Regions from separate parts of the Homo sapiens genome. Here all the other regions are linked to region 1. The links are chromatin loops, found by intact Hi-C in ENCODE. Cell type or tissue: MCF 10A. All regions are shown on one strand. Links, peaks and the distances in the headings refer to the core of each region. The heading gives the core; the rest is flanking DNA.

Region 1 (5,801 bases), core at 415-5,414:
AGAAGACAATACAGGAGGGAAATAGTTGTCTACTTTCTGGGTTATTCCTCCAATTTTTTTTTTTTTTTTTTTTTTTGAGTCTCACTCTGTCGCCCAGGCTGGAGTGCAGTGGCACAATCTCAGCTCACTGCAACCTCCGCCTCCCGGGTTCAAAAGAGTCCCCTGCCTCAGTCTCCCGAGTAGCTGGGACTACAGGCACGCACCACCACGCCTGGCTAATTTTTTCTATTTTTAGTAGAGATGGGATTTCACCATGTTGGCCAGGATGGTCTTGATCCCCTGACCTCGTGATCTGCCCACCTTGGCCTCCCAAAGTGCTGGGATTACATATTCCTCCAATTTTTAAGCTCACAAGGAACTCAAGGGGCATTCAGATCAACTCATATATCACGCAATGGCACACCTGATAGGCACTGAGCAGGAAGCTTCCCATGAACTACCACACAGAAAGCCAGTGCTCTGTAATCCTAATTCAATATAACACTGACTGAGCACCTACAATGTACAGATAGAGGGCCAAATATTGAGCACAGAAGGATGAAGAAGATGCAATTCTGGTCTGTAGGAAGCTCATATAAAAGTATGTAAGTCCACACTATTTTATTGATTTTAGTAGAAACGGGTTTTCACCATGTTGGCCAGGATGGTCTCGATCTTTTGCCCTCGTGATCTGCCCGCCTCAGCCTCCCAAAGTGCTGGAATTACAGGAGTGAGCCACTGCACCCGGCCGAAGTATTCCATTTCTTGAGGCAGAAAAGACTTCTCTGTGGTGACATTAGATATGAGCCTTCTAAGAGGTGTGTATTATGATGGCAGGAGAAAGAGGAGAATGGAGTCCTAAGCGGGAGCAACTGTGTATTAACACAAACATGGAAGGATTCTACATACGCTGTTAGTAAGGAAAAATCACCAGGCAGAGCTGGAGCTGAGATTATAATCAAGGGTCTTCAGTGGAGCAGCAGAGCCAGGTGGAGTAGTGTTAGAAGACTACTACTAACATGAGTAGTGTTAGTACTACTAACATGAGTAGTGAGGAATAACATGATAAGGAATTTGAAGACAAGTGGGGAACCATGGAAAAACTTGAACATAGCAATGAGATTATTTGATCTCTGATTTAAGATGAAAATCTGGCAGTAAAGGGAAGAATGGGTGGCGAGTTAAAGGAGCCAAAATGCCCCTTAGCTATTCAAAGAGGATGATAATGTAATAATGCCAGCCTGAATTCAGGTAATGGTAACGCACAAGAAGAAAAGAAGAATTCACCAGCCACAATGGCCAAAGATCAGCCAGGGTTAGTAAATTAAAGATAATTACAATTTCTGACTTTAGTGGCTGGCAGATAGTAGTATCACAAAATAGGACAGGGACAAGACCAAAAGCAATCAGGAATAAGTGCTACTTAAATCAGAAAAATACTCAAAATGCTGAACACATGCTGGTGTAGTCTCAAACAAAACTGGGTGATGGCATTTTCTATAATGACTGTGTAGTCTGCCATGGCGGGTGGCCCAAGGAAGTGATAACAGGGGCAGAGGATCTCTAGGTCACGTGTTCAAAGTCATAATTCTCAGGTGTCTAAAACTTGTTCATATATCTGACAGCTGTTCAATGACTGATGTGAAAAGAATCAGAGGTTTTAGTTTAGGGTCTAGCAAAACAGATGTTCCCCTTTATAACTGACACCTTTGTTATGATAGAGGAGAGTTTTTTGAAAGAAATTAAATCAGTTCTAGTCCTTAGATTGCCTGCTGAGATGTTTTTGGACTAGTCAGAGTCTGTTTTTTCTTTTTGTTGTTGTCGTTGTTGTTGTTGTTTTTGTGTTTCCCAAGAGCATCCCACTATGGCATAACGATTTGTTTGAAATGTTTAAATTTTTTAAAAATCAAAGGTAGGAGTTGTCTAAGAGTGATAAGGCAGTCATTTAATATAGCTCTTTCCGCTGCTTCTATCTTTCTTTATTCTTTTGCAGTCGCTTGCAAAAGGTTATCTGCCACATTACAGGTCTGTGTTCATTTCTTTATCAGCATATGATCTATAAGAAAACATTCAGCCTGGAGCGGTGGCTCTTTTTCCCTTTGAAAATAGTGCAGTGGCACCACGGGGTTGTTTTTTGTTTTTTGTTTTTTCGTTTGTCTTGTTTTGTTTTGTTTTGAGATGGAGTCTCTGTCACCCATGCTGGAGTGCAGTGGTGCCATCTCGGCTCACTGCAACCAACCTCCATCTCCTGGGCTCAACCAATTCTCCTGTCTCAGCCTCCCAGCACCTGCCACCAGGCCCAGCTAATTTTTGTGTTTTTAGTAGAGTCAGGGCTTCACCATGTTGGCCAAGCTGGTATCGAACTCCTGACCTCAGGTGATCCACCCACCTCGGCCTCCCAAAGTGCTGGGATTACAGGCGTGAGTCACTGTGCCTGGCCGGTTTTTGAATTATCTAATACTTTAAAATATGTTTCCTCCCTTTTAAACCCAAAGTTCTAAGTGGGAGGATATGTGTCCTGGGCATTAAGTGGGAGATGCAGATAGTTCCTGAAGACCTCCACAGCAGTAGACTTCTTGGGCTACAGGGGAGCCCACTTTCTCCAGGGACCATATTTGTTTAACTTGTCCCTGCATGTGGACTGCCCTGTGGCAAACCACTGTAAAAGAATGAAGTCTCCTAAGAATTGTGCTTGAGTTTGTACATTCCTTGGTGTCGGCTAAAGCCACAGGAACTTTGGCAGTATTTTGAAGTTACACCCGTTCCCTATTGCAATGCAGGTCTGTGAAATAATGCCTTAGCTCTGCCAAAAACCACAGTGATTATCAACAGTGTAAATAATCAAGTAAAAGCACTTTTCCACAGCCCAGTGACTAGATTGTCAAGAATGCAAAAAGTAGTAGCAAAAATTGATTGCCATTTGCAAAGATAATTTCTATCTGAATTATATTACTGTATTGCAACAGCGATGCATAATGTGTGTCCAGCATCTTTGTAATAAACATTTTAGGTTTAATTTAGAAATCTCTGAGTCATTAGAAAAGTTCTTTCTCATTATGATGAAGGGGCCATGGTGAACTCAGCACTATTACAGTCTAAAGAGGGAAAAGAAACAGACAAGCAAGCTACACGTGTGAGAAGCAGAATTGCTCCTAGCTGAAACAATAGGAAAAAGTTCAAAATATAGATAGCTGCCTATTATTGAATAATTAATATAAGTATGGCTGTTTTACATTATCAAGCAGCCTGAGTATTTTCAATATTCCAATACAATGTGATATGGTCATTGATTTGTTGTTGTTTTAAACTCTTCATTTCTGCGAGGAAAAGAAGACTTCACATCTAGCAAACAAGGTCAAATAGATCAACTAAACTAGACCTTTCCGCCCCTCACAGATACCCCTTGTGCTGCTGCTTCAATTATTCCTGACATTGGTATTCAATAACTCAGGCTGGCAAGATGGTTTTAGAGCTCCACCCCAACCCTACACTGCTGGAAAATCTTATTTAAATTGAATTTTTCACTCTTCATCTCTTCGTTTCAGAACCAGGAAGATGTCTGCTGAAAAGCATCAGGCTGGCTGGCATGGTGGCTCAAGCTTGTAATCTCAGCACTTTAGGAGGCCGAGGTGGGCAGATCGCTGGAGGTCAGGAGTTCGAGACCAGCCTGGCCAACATAATGAAACCCCATCTCTACTAAAAATACATAAATTAGCCAGGCATGGTGGCCCATGCCTGTAATCCCAGCTACTCAGGAGGCTGAGGCAGGAGAATCGCTTGAACCCGGGAGGTGGAGGTTGCAGTGAGCCAAAATTGCGCCACTGCACTCCAGCCTGGGTGGCAGAGCGAGACTCTGTCACAAAAACAAAAACAAAAACAAACAAAAAAAAAGAAAAGCATCAGGCCTTACTGGAAATTAATGCAACGGAAACATAATTCTCTTGAGCCTTGGGCCTTCTCTCGAGATTAGTAGGTGTGACTCAGTGGTTCAAAACCAGGCTGTTTATATGAGTGGCCTAAGGGGCTTTTTAAAAATACTGATCGCTAAGCACAGCCTTCTCCAGGGACCATTTAATTAAAAATCTGACGAGGGTGGGGGCCAGGCATCAGTCTGTCTATAAGCCCACCTCCCCGCCCCACTACCCAGTGAGTCTAATGTCCAACCCAATCAGTTTCATGTTCTAGCATGCCTGTGAGGAGAGAGAATTTTGTGAATGTTTGCTTAGGAATGTTTGCACCTGTTTACCCTAAGAGCCAGTGTGCTCAAACTTAGATGTCCATTGGAGACACCTGGAAGATTTTAAGATCAATGATATTTGGGTCTTACCCTGGAGAGATTCTGAATTTCTGTGAGTGGACAATCACCCCCAGGTGATTCCAATGTGTAGCCAAGTTTAAGAAACACTGTTCTCGAGCTATGAAATCCATGAGGGCTGCGCTTATTCACTTACTTCAAAGCCTGAGGAAGTGCATTACGAGTATTTACAAGATAGGACTCAGTGTAGCCAGTAAACGGCCCACTAAAAAAAAAAACAAAAAACAAAAAAAAAAAAAACAGGATTCCCTCCTGTGTCAGAACTATCAGATGCTGATGACTAGACTGTGCAGAAATAAGCACATAAATGAGTGTCTATTTTGAGTAATAAGATGAGTAGTATCCATAGAAACAACTGACGAATAATCATCGTAGCTAATTAGATAAGTGATTTCCAAAACCTATTTGAATGATAACTAACGTAATAAACTTCAAACTTCATATTCAGCGACATATTTTTCCCTGCTCCTCTTAATGGTCTGTCAAGAGTTGGCAATCGCGTCAATAGAAGTCATGTTTTTAATCCTCAACGATGTTGATTTACCCTCTCAGAAAGAATTACTGAGTGAAGACTGAAGTAGCATTCAGCCATGAGCATAGGTTTTGGAGTCAAACAGAGCAGGATCTGAGCCCCTTGCTCTGCTGTTTGTTAAGCAGTCAGCCTCGGGAACATGGCTGAACCACCCTGCTCTGTGTTCTCCTCAGTACAAAGGAGGTGATACTATCTATTCCATGGCACTGCTATAAGGATTAAAGACAATTTCCCTCTTAAAATGCTTTGCACAGAGCTATTACTAGAAAAATCACAGTATTGTTAAAATCATTTCCTAAATTTGGGGGCTGTTGGGAGTTAACATGATAACAGAACTAAATTACTCTGGGCCAGGCACGGTGGCTCACGCCTGTAATCCCAGCACTTTGGGAGGCCGAGGCAGGTGGATTACCTGAGGTCAGGAGTTCGAGACCAGCCTGGTCAACATGGAGAAACCCCATCTCTACTAAAAATACAAAATTAGCCTGGTGTGGTGGCGCATGCCTGTAATCCCAGCTACTCGGGAGGCTGAGACAGGAGAATCACTTGAACTTGGGAGGCAGAGGCTACAGTAAGCTGAGATTGCACCACTGCACTCCAGCCTGGGTAATGGAGCAAGACTCCATCTCAAAAAAAAAAAAAAAAAACAACTAAATCACTCTGTAAAAGATGACCATGTATAGAGGTCACACAACTCTTTATTGCCATCTCGCCAGAAAACACAGTAATGCAATAATTGGGTTTAGCCACTCTATTTTTCAACACATCTTGGGTTGTGTTTTGTTGTCATTGTTGTTGTCGTCGTCGTCGTTTTTTTGGCCAATGAACAAGATATTTGGTGGTTATCCCTGGTGCTATTACCCTTCCTGGGCCACACTGATTCCCTTCAACTATGCCTCAGAGTAAGGATGTCTGGATTATTGTTAATATTTCTTCATTTCTCTCTCTTCTGTTTCTGCCTCAGTGCAGCTCCCA
Region 2 (5,801 bases), core at 353-5,352, 110 kb before region 1:
TGAGGTCAGGAGTTCGAGACCAGCCTGACCAAAATGGAGAAATCCCGTCTCTACTGAAAATACAAAATTAGCCGAGCATCGTGGTGCATGCCTGTAATCCCAGTTACTCGGGAGGCTGAGGCAGGAGAATCGCTTGAACCCGGGAGGTGGAGGTTGCTGTAAGCCGAGATCGCACCATTGCACTCTACCCTGGGCAACAAGAGTGAAACTCCATCTCAAAAAAAAAAAAAAAAAAAGAAGTTAAGTAACTAGCCCAAAGTCACATGGCTACTAAGTAGTGGGACAAGAATAGAGCCGGGCAGTCTGGCTAGAGAGCGGTGCCTGTGAGCAAAAGAAAAGGCATAGTTTATGATCCGGGCATCATTACCTCACATTAAAATATATATTTGTAAATTTGCTAAATTATATAATCCCTTTCCCATGTGGCTCACAAGGAATCAAATCCTTAGACAGCCTTACCAATTACAAAAGCAGGCATGCGCATTTCTCACCCACATCAAACCTGCTGTCTGGTTTCTCTGGAAATGACAAGACACTCTGCCATAGGAACACAATGAAAAGTGAGTCAGTTGTGCCCAGACTGAAGGAACGAGAAGTTCTGTAAATATGAAACAGATGGGATTTCCGGAGCTGTTCTCATGCATTTTGGCAGTTTTCCGATGAGCTAGGTTTTTAAAATCCATTTGATTTTTCACGAGGATCTGAGTTGATTTGAACTGATAACAATTGCCTCGAGCCTTGCTCATCCACACTATCCTTCATATTAGGTTGGTGCAAAAATAATTGCGGTTTTTGCCATTACTTTCAATGGATCCACTCATAAGATAATGGATATTCTCATCTCCCCTTTGAGCAGCTGTAATTTAGCCTGATGGCCTCAGCTGATGCACTGACTTATAAATTAGGCTTGCAGAAGACTCTAGGATCTTCTTTCCCTGAGGTCTCTTCAGTACTTACGTACTCAGTTTACAATATGATAATATGCTCCCACGTAGACAATGTTTGTAAACATTCTTATGTATACAGCTCACAATAAAGCAGGTACTGTTTATTGAGCATCAACTTTGCATGAAGCAATTTATCTATATCCTCTTACATAATTCCTAACAAAATGGGAAATAACATCATTATCCACTATTTAATACTAACAGCAAATGGTTGTATAGTCTTTCAATGAACCAGGTATCTTTCCAAGTTAGTTAAGTCATAGCTCAGTCTTCACGAAAATAAGAAAAGTACTATAATCATTATCACTATTTCACAGATTGGAAATTGAGGGGAAAAGATGTTAAATAACTTGCCTAATGACACAAGGCTAATAAGAAACAGAGCCAGGATTTCAAACCCAGGCATTCTGGCTCCAGAGCTATACCTTTGAACTCATTACTATACCTCCTCTGTTTTCGGTTCAGAAAACACTTGCTCAAGAGTACAAAGCTAATACAGGATCATGTGGTTCCACATCCCAGGTTCTTTTCTCCCCATCAGTTTCCCCAAACATCCCTTGTCCTAAGAATCTCTCGTATAGCTTATTAATAGAGAAGCCCAAAGGTGGTTAGGTTCTTTTCAGAGGAACCAAGCAACTGCAGAAACTGCACATTGAACAAGAGGCACCAGTGATCCTGAAGGTCAGGCAGCCTTGGGAGCCACTGCCCTGCTCCAAAGAGCTCCCTCCTTTAGACTCTGAGCTCTTCAACGGGGTTGTGGACCTCTAAGGCAGTGGAATGTATAGCAGTTTAGTCAACTTCATGGATGCACCAGGGAAGTGACTGGTGTTTGGGAGTAGCATAGTTTTTGTGGGCTTTCGCCACCTCTTCCTGTGTGAGAGAATGTGGATATGTCTGAACATGTCATGTGTGTGTTTCTCGGTCTTCCTGCCCAGCCACTTCTGCCCTATTTCACTTTACCCCGCATGGGGCTTGTCTGTTCCCTATTTGGCCTCCCACTCTTTGTTCCTCTCCATTACCAGATGTCAGGAACTTGCAACTGATTAGCCAGCTCCTGCCATTACAAGTCAGTCCCTGCCAGTGTCAGTAACCCAGGATAGGAAATGTAGGTGGGGTCTTAAAACTAACAAACCCTCTGGCTCCAGGTGCCTATATATTGGAGGAGCAAAGAGAGGAGGGAGCTGGCCCACCACCCTGGGCCATCCCAAGGAAAGACTTAAAATATTAAAGTACCTAACTAGATTGACTTAGGACTGAACCGGTCATTGTGCCAGTGTGAATTCAGTTGCCCCCAGCAACCTCACTCCCATCCCTTTTATTCCCCTGCCCTTCCTTCTTTCCCTGGGGTTTTGCCACATCCTGAGCACTTTTAGATTCCTGTATGTGGATAATGTCCCAGGATGTGTGTATGTGGGGAATAATAGTGTTTATTTGGAACAAACAGATGGATGAAGCTGAGAGCATCAGAAGTGTCCAAGGGCAAACCACACCAACAGGAATTAGCACAGAAAGTCGTCTTGAAAAAACAACAGACTTAGAATCAGGAAACCAGGCCCTTCAGACCTCTCTCTTCCACTTAGCAGTTCTGTAGCCCAGGGCAAGTCAAGAAACTTTTCTCCATGTGTATTACCTCTACTCCAAAGGAGTAGGTTGGATTGTTTAATCCTGTGGCTCTCTTTCCAGGCTAATATTCTTTTTTTTTTTTTTTTTTTTTTTTTTTTGAGACAGAGTTTCACTCTCATTGCCCAGGCTGGAGTGCAATGGCACGATTTCAGCTCACCGCAACCTCCACCTCCCGGGTTCAAGTGATTCTCCTGCCTCAGCCTTCCAAGTAGCTGGGATTACAGGAGCCTGCCACCACGCCCAGCTAATTTTTGTATTTTTAGTAGAGACGAGGTTTCGCCACGTTGGCCAGGCTGGTCTAGAACTCCTGACCTCAGGTGATCCGCCCTCCTCGGACTCCCAAAGTGCTGGGATTACACGCGTGAGCCACCATGCCCGGCCTCTAATATTTTATGTTTTAAGGCAAATTCCATTTAAATATGGAGTAATAATAACAATTGAAAAGATCCAAGAGCCATGCAAATTTAAGTAAAAGACCAGAAAACTTGAACTAAGAGCTCAGGAGGTCCTTTGCCAAAATAGAGATAAGTACCAGGGAATAATGCAGGCAGCCAGGCTTGATCTCATCATCTGCCCTTAAGCATAGCAGCCTCAATCTTGGCCTCTCTACCTTCCCACCCACTCCCAGGACAACATCTGACCTCGACTACAAGGGAGACTTGGAATTTGCAACCTTATTACCTAGTAATGTGGCTAACCATTTCCAGAAATATAAATATCAAACACTTCATGACAGGTCAGAGTTGAGTCATTCAGGGAAAAAAGCACACAATAGCTGGTATGGGTAGGACCACAGGAAACTTTGATTGAGAAACCTGAAACCTTTTGTCTCTTTCATTCTCTGGGCCACTCATGGATTCAGAACAGAATTGTTCAAGCCTAGCCTTGAAGTAGAGAGGGGGGCGGGTAGCTAATTCTCCGCAGCTGCACTCAATTAAAGTGAGTCCGAGTAGCCTGGCAAAGAAGACTCAAACCCCCAAAGAAATTGCCCAATAAAAAGCCCTGGCCCTGAAAGCATTGATTTGAAGAGTTAGAGGGAAGCTCAGAATGATTTAGGACAGTCTTATTTCATAGATGAGAAAGAGCTATGGGTACCCAGAAATATACATTTTACCCCATCTCACTAAGCCTTAAAATATAAACTATCATTTATACTAAATCTGGAATCTTTTTTAATCTATAGCTTTGGTGCATAATTGGTGCTGTCTTTGTCACATATAGAGAAAGAAGAACTCCTGAATCATAGCAGCTAGTATTTCTATCACATTTTTCTCATTATAAAATATTCCCTTATAGAAACTACTTTTGAGCCTCACCAAAAACAAACAAACTCTATGAGGTAGGTAGTATAATTCTTCTTTAGGGATAAGAAAATTGTGGCCAACATTACACAAGCAGGACATTACAGAGCCAGGGTTTGAATGGAAGCCCAAATCTCAGATTATTTCTACTGCTCCACAGACCCTACCACAAAGTGAATAGCTCAGTTAACAAAGTAAAGACCACAAGAGTGTGTTAAACACGATTTACCGAGGTTAACACACAGCCAGTGCATACTGTCTGGCCAAATCACTTGTTTTCTGTCAGCATCCATTCTGATGAGGAAGAACTGGTTGCTAAATATCCTGAATATCAACCCCACTATTACCAGTCATCATGGTAGACTCATGCAAGGTAAATGAATAGGTAAGCAAGGCAAGTGAATACCCACTCACTGGGTCTTATCTCACCCCACCCAGCTGCAGATATCTAAAATTCCAGGCATCTGAACATCCGCTACCTGTTAAAGTGTTCTTTAATCACCTGCTAGGTATTGACACTTTATGATGAAGGAAGGATCTGAAAGCTGAGCTTTTGACAGGAAGGACAGAAAACACAAGGTTCCCAGGAACCGGAGGTGGGGACAAGAGGGAAAATTGACAAAGCAAGAAGAGACAGGGAAGACTTAGAGTAAAAAAGTGGAGCTCCCAGACAGGATACTAATGTTCACCGAATTCTTTTTTGGATGTCATTGTCAGTGGTTGATGCTTTCTTATTATCACCTAATTTGTATCCTCATTACAATCCTATAATATTGATATGAATCCCATATTACAGATAAGTAAACAGAGTCTCAAGATCAGTCTTTCTTAGTTGACACTTTTGTCTCAGGTCAGTCCTTCAATTTTCACTTTCTAAATTATTTTTGAAAGTATTAATTAATCCCACCTACCACCCCAGTGGAATGTGCTGGGTAGATTTAAAGTGTCCTGCTTTATGGGTGGGAAATGAAGCAGTGAGATTATAAGACATAGTCAAGTCTACATAAAGAGGATTAGGAGGCATCCTAAAAACGATACCTCATCTTGATAACATTTTATCTTTTATCCTAAAGACTATACTTCCTCTTGATAATATTTTAAATTTTTCTGGAAGCTATATTGAAGTATAATTGCACAATGAAACATTGTACTGTCATTAGAAATAATACTGGATGTGAGTTTTCATTGACATTAAAATTTTTCATGATATGGGATAAAGAGTACAATTCCACTGCAGTTTGAAACATGCAGGCATGTACTGTACAAGTGTGTGTGTGTGTGTGTGTGTGTGTGTGTGTGTGTGTGTGTGTGTAATGGGCAGAGACAGAAAGAGGGAAGAGGAAGAAAAGCAAAAGAAGCTGACGAAAAAGAAACAAGATGTTGTTAACCTACCAAAAGGTTAACAACAGACATCTCTGGGCAGGGAAATGAAGAGTGATTTTTCTTTCTTTTTGGGGAGTAGGGGGTCACCTTCATTTTTTCATGTTTGATATGGTTTGGATTTGTTTCCCCACCAAATCTCATGTTGAAATGTAATCACCAGTGTTGGAGGTGGGGCCGGATGGTAGATGTTTGCATCATGGGGCAGATCCATCACAAATGTCTTAGCATCATCCTTTGGTGATAAGTTCAGGTGAGATCTGGTTGTTTAAAAATGTGAGGCACCTCCCCGCACCCCCACCTCTCTCTCTTACTCATGCTTTTGCAATGTGAGATGCCTGCTCCTGCTTCACCTTCTGCCATGAGTAAAAGCTCTCTGAGGCCTCCCCGGAAGCCAAGCAGATGCCAGCGCCATGCTTCCCCTACAGCCTGCAGAACTGTGAGCCAATTCAACCTCTTTTCTTTATAAATTCCCCAGCCTCAGGTATTTCTTTATAGCAAGAAAACTGCCTAACACAACATTTATACTATTAAAAGCATATTACTTATA
Region 3 (5,801 bases), core at 531-5,530, 300 kb before region 1:
CCTTTTGCTTGTAAATAATTTCAAACTTACAAAAATTGGCAAGAATAAGAATAGTACAAAGAACACTGACATACTATTTACTCAGATTTATCTGTTAATATTTACCCTATTTGCTTTATCATTTGCACTCTCCATCTCATCTCTATCTACATAAATAAAATTTTATATTATACAACACATATTACATAATCTAATAAATAGATATTAAAATACATAAGATATTATATATGATATGTTTTTTCTAAGCCATATGGAAGTTGAATACATCAAGCCCCTTTACCCTTAAATAATTCAATGTGTATTTCCTGAGAGAGATTCTCTTACATAATCACAGCAGAATTATCTAATTCAGGAAACTTAACATTAACATAAAATTTTAATCCAATCTATTTAATCTAGACTATGTCCATAGTCTAATTTTTCCAATTGGCCTAAAAATGTCTTTTATATCATAATTTTTTTCCTCCAGTACAGGATTCAGTGCAGAATCAGGTATTGCACTGGTCATCTTTCTTTAGTCTCCTTTAATCTGGGACATTTCTGCAGCCTTCTTTCTTTCTTTTTTTTTTTCTTTTTTTAATGTCATTGACATTTTAAAAAATACAGGGGAGGTTGAGGTGGGCAGATCAAGAGGTCAGGAGATCGAGACCATCCTGACTAACACAGTGAAACCCCGTCTCTACTAAAAAAAAAATACAAAAAACTAGCCAGGTGTGGTGGTGGGCGCCTGTAGTCCCAGCTACTCAGGAGGCTGAGGCAGGAGAATGGCGTGAACCCGGGAGGCGGAGCTTGCAGTGAGCCGAGATCGAGCCACTGCACTCCAGCCTGGGCAACAAAGCAAGTCTCCGTCTCAAAAAAAAAAAAAAAAAAAAAAAGAATACTGTTCCTTCCTCCTTTTTCTAACAGAAAATATCTAATTTTCAGTTTTTTGAAGTTTCCTTATACTTACATTTATGCTATACATCCAGCCAGAATACCCCACAAGTAATATTGTGTTCTTCTCGTAGTATTATATCCTGGAAGTACAAAATATTTATTTGTGCAGGGCACGATAGCTCACGCCTGCAGTCCCAGCACTTTGGGAAGCCAAGGTGAGTGGATCACCTGAGGTCAGGAGTTAGAGGACACCCTGGCCAACATGGTGAAACTCCATCTGTACTAAAAATATAAAAATTAGTTGGGTGTGGTGGTGCATGCCTGTAATCCCAGCTACTTGAGAGGCTGAGGCAGGAGAATCACTTGAACCCAAGAGGCAGAGATTGTAGTGAGCTGAGATTGTGCCACTGCACTCCAGCCTGGGTGACAGAGTGATACTCCACCTCAAATTAAAAAATTTTTTAAAGCTTATTTGCTTCTTTATTTTGTTTACCTAATCAAGGCATTGTCTGATTTCTACACTGTGTAGATATAATTATTCCCTTGAAACTAATAGGCAATCTGTTGGGAGTCAGTTTAAAAACATAAAAATATCCTGCTCCTCATCAAAATTCTTCCTTAGATTTAATATCCATTGGTAATTTGGCCCTGGACCAATCTTGACTATGACAGCTATAAAATAATAATTTTCTAACTCCAGCAGTTTCTCCACATTTACCAGTCAGCACCTGGCATTCTACAACAAGCAAGAGTCCTCCTTTTTCCTCTGTTTATTCACTTATTTATTTATCTAATTATTAAATAAATTAGTTCAGATTCATGGATTCCTGTTTTCTTCAGTGGTTTATGGTCATACTGTCCTTATATATTTTGGTATTTAAATTGTTTCAGTTTTGGGCAACAGGAGCCACTTCCTGCCAGCTCTTTTCCTGTGACATGCCCTCAGCATTTTTTTTAACACTTCCCTTCTCATCGACATAACAAGATGTTTCATTAGCTTCTAGAACTTTCCCTGTCCCAGGCCTACATTTAGTCACTTCTCTGAGGAGAAGAGCCCTTGTTCTTTCAGTAGAGAATGGTATTAGAGGACAAAATCTGAGTACTAGGTGTGCTCATTGCTACTAGACTTTTTTTTTCTTCTAGGTCTTTTCAGCAGCTAGAGTTGGGAAATAGATGCATGTATATATGTATGTACACAAATATACATATACACTTACAATATGCATATGCACATATGTATACACACATACACACATTTACCTGAGCACACCTGCATGTATATACACATACATTTATTTTAGAAATGAGTTCATACCAATGCTTCCAATTTAGAGCACACTCTCTTAACCACTATGTAATCATTTTGTATGTGCTTCCACAATGGCTGAATTAAAGATGAAAGATAGAATCCAAAGTGACTCAGAGAATTTCCTCTGTTCTATTTATGATCACTACAATTCCTGCTGAAAATTTCTGCCCCCTTTTTGGGAAGCAACACTGTGTGTCCTTGAAGATTCAATTTTGTCTTTGTTCATGTCTGAGCTCCTTCTCCTTGCAAGACTGTGACGGGAGTTGAGAGGACAGAGCCTGAATTTCTCCTAGAATTTAGAGTTTGTGACGACCAACTATTTAAAATATTCTTTGGTAATCTACATAAATTACCCCAAGTCCTAAGACAGCAGGTAGTCTGTCCACCAAAGGTATAAGCTGGTACTGGGAGGTTGATGAAAACCAAAGGCATGTAGGCAAAGTCTCTTTCAGGTTAGAATGTAAGAATGGTGGTAGCAAAGGAAGATGGAGTCCCCTATATCTTTAGGTGCTAGAATGTGGGGGAAGATGCAGTCCCCAGAGATGGACACAAGGTGGCTCAGTGAACCTGTTCCCTGGTGCTCCACATCTCCCTAGAAGGAAAAAGATAACTATGTTCAGCAGCAGGCAGTCATTGGACATTATGGCAGCTGCCCAGCCAATCCTTGCAAGCTCAGCAAGACAACCTAGAGTGAATGCAACCAACCGGCCTAAAGGGTGATGACCCTAGTCCCATGGACCATACCTGGGTGCAACACAAGCCTTCAGGGGAGTCACATTGACTGGTACACATTGGTTTGAGCTTTTCTTTATGGCAGTTGTGTTGAGGCAGGAGTATGTCATGACTTTGGAACAAGAGACCTGAGCTCTAGTCCTAGCTCTGCTGATAAATATGTGGTCTTGCATCACGGTATCATATACAAGATATGACCTCTCTGAGCATCAGATACTTTATTTATAAAATGAAAAGAGTGCAAGATTGTTACATGAATTTGATATAATAAATGTAAAGCCCATGCATATAGTTAAGTCTTAGATAAATGTAGACTTTGTTAAGAACAATATAAAAGGTCATAATATGTAATATATGCTAAATCCTTAGATATGTCCCCAAGTAAAATAGTCTAGACTGCTTTATAGAAGGCCTTAGAGTCTGATATCAGGAGAGAACTGAACTGGACCAAATACACAACCATTCTTTTTAGATGATTTCTTGGTGTGGATTGGCAACAGCTAACAAGACTGTTTCCTATGTCCATTAGCCAGAATTTTATAGCAATGTAATGGTTTGGATTCCTGTTTTTTGAGATTGAAGTTTTAGCTGCTTTTGTAACTGAAAACATACCCACTCTTGGTCCACTGTTATGCTAAGAACACCTGAAATATTGTATTTTCTTTGGAACTTAAGTTGCCAGATACGGTGCGGTCAAGGGCTGAAACTAAATACAAGCAGCCCCTTGCTGAAATATGCTCTGAGTGGGTCTGCTGCTGTCACAAGCAGCGTTTCTCCCTCAAAGAGTTGGCATTCCTCCAGTTTTCCCTGCCCGTGATCACACATCCACAAACCAGCCAGCATGGCTAGTTCCTCCTACCATTTCATGATTGCTGACAGGTAGAATGTGGCTTTTGTTCTTTTCCTACTCGGGAACTCAAATACCAGAGCTGCTGACAGATGATGTTGTGGCAGATTCATTTTGGAACACCACATTTCTTAGCAATGTGTCACAGGAGGAGAATGTCTCAAGCCTACAGCCTCAAAACCCCTCTGCTCTGGAAGTACCATTGCCCCAACCCAGATACCTTCTCAGGTGACACAGGGCGAGTACATGCCTCACCTTGCTGTAAGGAGATGGGAATGGAAGAAACTATGAATGGTAGAGTGCAAGTCCCTCCTAAAAGCATTGACATTGGGTTATTTTTTAAACATTGTACCGGCCAAAACAAGTGAGTCAACGTATTTGTGACTCCTACCCGATGCTTGCCCTTTGCAGAGCTTGACATAAGGAAGACATGTTAGGGAAGCCAAAGATAAATCCAACTCTTGGCTCTGCTATCAGCAGGCTCTGAGACCTACAGCAGTCACTCGACATCTCTGGGCCCAGTTTCTTCTTTAGTAAGATGAGGACAGGAAGCCTCAGGTGGACATGCAGGTCCTCTACCATCTTGTGAGTCTCGGACTCCAGATTGGTGGCAACCTACCTTTCTAGTCTAAGCTCCTGTCTGCTGGCCAACAGAGGTTTAGGGAGACCAGAAGCTAATACAATTTATGATGCCCTCTGTATGAAAAATTATAAAAAGTAAGTCAATAGTGAATATTTATTCAGAATGAGAAAAGAAAAATGCAAAAATATCAGCTTTAAAAAGCCAACAAATACCAGAAATATCACAAAACCCAGAAACAAATAACAGATTTGTATGAATTGGTATCGATAACATAAGATTTGTACTGATGTTCTAACAAGTCTCCCTAAATGCCTGTATTCTACATTTTTGGCTGCAGAGTCTGTTTCTTTTTATGACAAAATTCTGTAATATCCTTTCCTACAGAGAAACTAGAAAGATCATTCCATTTTTCCTGTAACATGGTTAATCAAAATTTGTTTATTATTAATGATAATTGAGAGAATTTCTTTCAGCTTCACAACCTATTATTGACAATATCATGTACATGTTTAGTATTACCAAATTGGGGAAGCTCCTCTACCAAGTGTCTTTCATATATGAGCTGTAAGATTGCAGCCATTCATGTTTCCCTGAGCAGAGACTAATCTGAAATACTCTTGAAATTGATGATACTCATTAATTAGGGCCTTGGGAAGGCATCTACTTTTACCACCTCACACTAGGTACCCCGCAGCCCCACCTTCATGCACACTGAACGTCTCACCTGTTCCTAACACACGACAACCTTCTACAGCTCTGTGGCTTTGCAGATGCTGATCCCTCACTGAATTGCCTTTCCTTTCTCCTCCCCCATACCCTTTCTCCAGGGTTCAAGCAGATTCAGTCACCATTCCTCTGCACTGTCCCTGCCTGGTACTCATAAGACTAGTAGAGAACCCTTCCTTTAGTGTTGTAATTCTGTTTGTCTACCTTCCCCACTAGACTTAGATTCCCTTAATTAAGGGAAGGCAATGATTCTCTCCATCTGTCTAGCACCAGGAATAGGACAGAAAAAGATGCTTGATAAGTGTATCACAAATAGAAATTCCTCAACAACACAGATGCAAGAAGTGCCACAATTCTTTACCTTTCTATAAGAAACCTTACTCTCCTCTAAGTTCTCTATTGTCAATCGATGATTTTTAAAAAACACACAGCATTAGTGATTTATTGGGGCATCTTTTTCCTCCCTTGGACTCAGGCAGTTCATGAAAATGGGGGCTCGCCCTAAGGCCACTAGTCAGCATTAGTTATCCTGGACACCGTTTCTCCTTCTGCCACTCTAGGAGGGTGATGGAATTGTAGTCCTCTCCTCTCACCTCTAGCCTGGCCCTCAGGGATCCCTTTCCCTGATTTCAAAATGGCAGCACTGGGGACAACCACTTAAATCACCTAGGTGGCTATCTTCCTTCCAAAGTGCAATCATCTTTAGGAGGTGCAAATGTGAGCAGGCA
Region 4 (5,801 bases), core at 333-5,332, 340 kb before region 1:
TTTCCTCAAGTACTATTTGTATGGAGACTAGTCTGGCATTAACCATTGCTATCACCATGTAGAATAACAGATCTGTTAGAATGAAACTTCTAACCATACTGTTATACTCAGGTAGTGTACTGGAAAAGCAAGAACCATACATTACGGCTCCAAGAAAAATAGAAACAAATTAATGCTGGAAAAATATGTGTAAAAACCCACAAGTTTGAATAATCTTCTAAAATTGTTTTAGGTTTTATAAAGACTTTATCTCTGTCTCAGGGCCCAGCTACAGTAAACTGACAGTTAACTGCTTAAAAAGAAAGTACATCTTGAAACGTTCATAACTTTTCATTTATAACAAAGGCAGAAAAACAATCACATTTATAAGAAGATATTTTTTCTTTTTATATCCTACTCTGAAGCAAAATTCTGACACAACTAGCAGAAGGTACTTTAAGACTCCAATGTGACACATTAAATGTGGACATCCAATGCAAGATTAACTCAGTTGAGTATCTGGGAGAACTTTGTGGTTTTTGTTTGTTTGTTTGTTTGTTTGTTTTACGAAGTCCCTCCACTGAAATACTGTGTCTTTGCAAAAGCCTTTTCATGATCCAAGTTTTAATTTAATGTGATATTATCCAGGAAGCAGTTTCAGTAATAGGTTTGTGTTCACATGGACAACCTGGTTTGGCTTAGACGTTTGTCATAGAGTATGTGGTAGATCTCTATCCATTGGAAGCATGCTTTTACTTGGATTAGAAACCTACATAGGATATTTGGTGAATAGTATTGGTGCTTACCTGACATTCATTGCCTCTTCTTTCTTTTTTTAATAGAATCTAATTTTGTCCACATATCCATCTTTCCTTCTCATAGTCATGAACCTCAACTCCAGGGGTAGTCTCATTGGAATATAGATTTACTCGTTGGTCTCTATTTCCCTTGCAGTAATTAATTCAGGAATGGACATGTGATCTAACTGTGGACAATGAGACAGGGGGAGAGGCTGTCAGAAAAATTTGAGAAAAAGAGAGAAGCGGCCAGGTGCAGTGGCTCATGCCTGTAATCCCAGCACTTTGGAAGGCCAAGGCGGGAGGATCACTTGAGGTCAGGAGTTCAAGACCAGGCTGGCCAATATGGTGAAACCCCGTCTCTACTAAAATACAAAAAATTAGCCAGGCGTGGCGGCATGTTCCTGTAATCCCAGCTACTTGGGAGGCTGAGGCAGGAGAATTGCTTGAACCCAGTGGGTGGAGGTTGCAGTGAGCTGAGATTGCACCACTGCACTCCAGCCTGGGCGACAGAGAGAGATTCCTTCTCAAAAAAAAAAAAAAAAAAAAAGAGTGAGAGAGAGAAAGAGAAGCCTGAGAAGTGACTCTTTCTTCTCCTGGGTATTATTGCCCATAAGTATACTGCTTAGATCTGGCATAGCCTTCTTGCTACCATTCTAAAGAGGAAACTAGCTCAAAAGATAGCAGAGTGAAGAAATATTTTGTGTAAAAACCTAAATGTCATTGAGTCACAGTATCAACCAGCCATGAGATTCACCCTACGTGAGTCTTAGCTATGGGAGAAGTTACTATTGTCATTTTAGATACTTGGCCTCTGGGATTCTATTCTTTGCAGCCAGTAGCAGGCTAACCAATTTCTCTTGGCTTCCTTCAATTGTATCCACCTTCCTGGCTTAGGCCTTTCAGAAGAAGACAGAGTCCTAAGCCAATGTGTTTACCCTTGATTTTAACTTGAAACTTTCTGCCATTAACATGGGGAACAAGATAAATTTATAGAAATAAAAATAATATGATTTAACAATACCAAAACATTAATATCTGAAATGTATCTTGGAGGGATTGCTTCATGTGCCTGGCAGTGTTGTCAGCGTCAGGCTGCCGAGTAGAGATGTGAACGACAAAGCATTTAAATGATCTGTGTTGTCATTTTTGCAACACGAGCTCACACAGATGATGGTCGATTTAATAAATCAAATTGGACAAAAAAAAATTCAGTCTCTCTCCACAACCTTTCTCAAAACTACCGTCAGAGTTTTCTTCTCCCCTCAACGACCTCTTGGGCAGATCCACGACTTTCTGTTTACTTTCAAGTACTATAGAACTTATTTTCAGGAATCAAAAAACTCTAACCCAATCAGATACCAAAACTTCAATTTATTCTTGAAATCAATGTTTTTCCTCCCCAGCTCAAGTGCATTTGTGTCTTTCTTTGTTGTCAAATGCCCTGTGTAGGACAGATGTTCCAAGAAGTCTTTTTCATGAAGTACCTCTGTTAATTCTTTGGAGACCCTTTCAGGGACTCATACATTTAACATTTCCTGATGCATTCAAAACACTCTCTCGTTAATCTTTTGTAAGAACCTTGACTCCTGTACCAGAAGGTGCTTGGGATTCCTTCATTCCAGCATGCACCCCTCTTGCTGTGAAATGGTGGGAGGCCCTTCAAATAACTTGCACTAACTTGCACAGTGCTACTTGTCCTGCAGGAAAATGAACACATCCTCCCCCATCATGTTCTCAAACTTCAAGCACTGCTGCCTTTTGGCCTCACTCTGTCATGCTGCGCATCTTCAGCCACCTCATACCTGTGATTTCTCCTGCAGAGTCAGGCACCAGGCCCTGTGCTGCCCACATTCAAGCACTGCCTGGCTAAACACTGAAGCCATTAACCACATGTGTCCATTGAACACTTGAAATGTGCCAGTCCAAATTGAGATCTCAAAGCTTTAGTATTAAAACACACACACACACACACACACACGCACACACAGAGCAAGATGTCTCATCACTAATTTTTATATCAACCACGTGATAATATTTTGGATATATTGGCTTAAATAAAATGTATTAGTAAAATTAATCACCCATTTCCTTTCCCTGTTTTTTAAATAGGCTACTAAAAAATAAATTACATGTGTGGCTCACATCATATTTCTATCGGCCTGCACTTCTCTAGAGCCTTGGACACAAAGAATGCCCCCGACCAGAGCACTGGCATCGCCCAGGAGCCTCTTAGTAGCAGAGAGCTTGGACTGGCAGTAGTGCTCAGAATTGTCATTTTAACCAGATCTCTGGGTGAAGTTCTGATGTAGGATAGAGGTACTTATTCTGAGGTCTCAGCACTCATGTTGATTCTTAACAGTCTGTTACCAGTTCATGACAAAATAAGTGCAGGAATTAAGAGTACTGTTCAGAAATTTTTATAGCAATTTGATGTTACAATACAGAGTATGTAACCTCTGAACATTGTTTCCATTTCATTTTTCTAAAAATTCAGTTCTAGTAAATCTATAAACCTGTCACTCCATGATGGACTGGAAATTGAAACAGGTTGGTCCTTTATCACAGAAAGTTTGCAAAGTCCTGCTCTAGAGGGCACCCTTCAAACTCTCTGAGGAAATTTCTCGAACTCTGTAAGATGGCAGTATTCCCCACTAGTGAGCCTCTCTGTCCTCACCACCTTTGCTCCAGAGGGTTTTCTCTCAATTTCCTCTCTTGGATCAAGACGAAGTCACATAGCAGCTTACCCTTCCGTGCCAAAGTGCTCTCTTTTCCTACAATTTTCTTCCCGGCTGTTAAATGTGTTCTTTGGAGTGACAATATTTGATGATTGGCCAACACCTTAACACATCCTGTGGGGAACATGTCTAAGTACCTTTCTTCAGAATGTGCAATGCAATTGTCACAGGTTACCCTCAGTTTTGGACGTTAGCCCAAATTCCAAAGCAATGAGAAAGTTCCCAGTCTGTATCCAATCAAGGCAAAGACTCCCAGCTTCTCTGGGGAACTTATTTTGGGCTCTGGCATTTTCTGTTTTGTCTTTTCCCCCGTCAAAACACTCCTCCAATTTCCCCACATGAGTTGAAGTAGTCTTGGCAATCAATCCTAATTTGAAAGTTTTAACTGGAATAATATGTAATCTTTCTTAAATATTATACTCTAGGCTTCTTCTACATTTTAAGGAAAATCTTGTAGACGTGCCCAACACATTCTATTAAGATATAGATATACATAAGTTAGTGCATATCACGTATTCCTTGTATGGGAATTTAAACCTCTTTTTTAGTCAATTTAATGTCCACAAGCAGTTCACCATTTAATCTTATGGCTTATTTTGTATAAAGAAAGTCTTCTTCATTAAATGAAGAACCGCTTTCTAATTCTCAATTTTAACAACATAATCACAGATTTCCTTGCACCAAATTTATTTAAAGAAAAACACACCTGAGTTTTCAGTTTATACCCACATTAGTATTTTATTAATAGTTTGAATGTTAAGTGGCAACCACATTCCAAAAACCCTGAAAAATTCATAATTTCTTTATGGTTTTTAAGAGCTTTGCTTCTTGCCATGATACTTTCAATAGATTTATAAGTGTAAGCAATTCATTTTTTTTTAAAGAAAGTAATGGATATTTATTGATTTCTTAATATGCACTAGGCACCCTATTATAATGTACTCTTTTGTACTAAATCTACAAAAATGAATAAAACATGTCCTTCCCTTGTGTAACTCAAGAGTCTGGGTGATGAGACAGACTCCTACACAGAAAATACAACACAATATCAGGGGTTATAAGACAGTATTTTGTGCAGGATTCTGTGGGGGTAGAAGGAAGGGGCCCTTAACTCCTAAGGAGATTAGGGAAAAGCTTCCTGGGGAAGATGATGCCTGGAACTAGAACTAGAGGGAATCATAGCAGGTTTTTCAAGTTAAAAAAAAAAAAGTTTGCAAAACATTCAAGGCAGTGGGTACTGCATGATTAAATATTCAAAGGCATGAAACAGTCTAAAAGTTTTAGAGCTAAGTAGGTTAAAATGAGGCCGGAGAACAGAGAGAAACCAGGTGATGGAGACCCTGAATGTTACACCTAGGAGCATGAACGTGACTCAACAGGTGTTGCAGGCTGTGAAAGTGGTTCAAGCTTCTAACGCCATAGTTGCCCATTAGTTTCTCTTCTGGTCTAATTTTGCAATTATTTACATAGAAGATCTTTAATATAAACCTTTGTTGAGTTCAAGGCCACATATAAAAATCAGAGAGAATGATAGCGTCAGTGAAACAAGCAATATATAAAAGAAGCAGGAACACTCTCTAGCTTCCTTCATGAGTAAGAATAATTGCCTTAACTGTTTTTGGCACTAAGTCCGTTTTCATATGGCATTCTATTTTCTAGAGTGACTTTGTGACATAGATTAGGCAGATATCATTTTTTCCACTACAGTTGAGAAAGTTGCCACCAAGAGAGAGAAAGTCAGAACAGTAGTAAATGGCAGAAGAAGAAGATGGAACCAGGTCTTTAAGCTGCAGATGCTTTGCTCTTCTCTTTCACTAGGAAATGGAATCTATGTTAATGAAATTCCTTGCCAAATTTAAGAGGTAATTGTTGATAACGAATGCCATAGGTAACATTACCCTGACACACACGTTTTGTAAATTTGTCTAAACTAAGTTTGCTATGTATATGATACTATTAATAATGATTAAAAACTAATAATTTATTGAGCACCAGAAAGTGACTATTTTTCTTCCTTTGTTAGTGTTTTCTTCTACAAATTTTCTTCTAAGAATGGTTTTAGCTACATCTCACAAATATTGATATTTTGTGCTTTTATTATCATTTAGTTCAAAATATTTTCTGACTTCTCTTATAAGTACTTCTTTGATCTATGGGTTATTTGGAAGTGTGTTGTTAATTTCCAAATATATGAAAGTTTCCTTGAGATCATTTTGTTATTGATTCCTAATTCAGTTATACTGCGGTCAGGGAACATACTCTGTAAGATTTTAGTCTTTTCAAATTG

What was found. Peaks named below come from ENCODE experiments on the same cell type or tissue, not always from the same donor. Only the 100,000 strongest peaks of a DNase experiment are listed, where the experiment ranks them.
Region 2: a loop joins it to region 1, with 2.0 times the contacts of the local background. A loop is called at or near these places in 8 of 110 quality-filtered maps.
Region 3: it touches region 1 in a loop (9-fold over the local background); 4 of 110 quality-filtered maps call a loop at or near these places.
Region 4: it touches region 1 in a loop (2.3-fold over the local background); 7 of 110 quality-filtered maps call a loop at or near these places.

What each region holds. Positions count from the first base shown.
Region 1 is chr3:177,475,609-177,481,409 of GRCh38, reverse strand. All of the region lies in intron 1 of LINC00578 (long intergenic non-protein coding RNA 578), which reads right to left. Among named protein-coding and RNA genes, the nearest start is that of LINC00578, 37 kb to the right of the region's middle. In MCF 10A, for the core only: no CTCF peak of the experiment used is centred there; a DNase peak (open chromatin) is centred at 2,739.
Region 2 is chr3:177,587,642-177,593,442 of GRCh38, reverse strand. All of the region lies in intron 2 of LINC00578 (long intergenic non-protein coding RNA 578), which reads right to left. Among named protein-coding and RNA genes, the nearest start is that of LINC00578, 150 kb to the right of the region's middle. RefSeq lists silencers at 3,296-3,496, 4,296-4,496. In MCF 10A, for the core only: no CTCF peak of the experiment used is centred there; DNase peaks (open chromatin) are centred at 552, 1,862 and 3,322.
Region 3 is chr3:177,774,878-177,780,678 of GRCh38, reverse strand. No RefSeq gene overlaps it. Among named protein-coding and RNA genes, the nearest start is that of LINC02015, 39 kb to the left of the region's middle. In MCF 10A, for the core only: a CTCF peak has its summit at 2,759 (motif pointing right); DNase peaks (open chromatin) are centred at 2,748 and 3,868.
Region 4 is chr3:177,814,719-177,820,519 of GRCh38, reverse strand. It overlaps LINC02015 (long intergenic non-protein coding RNA 2015), which reads right to left and starts at 3,655. Exons shown (of 3, transcript NR_110826.1): 1 at 3,524-3,655. In MCF 10A, for the core only: a CTCF peak has its summit at 3,387 (motif pointing right); a DNase peak (open chromatin) is centred at 3,699.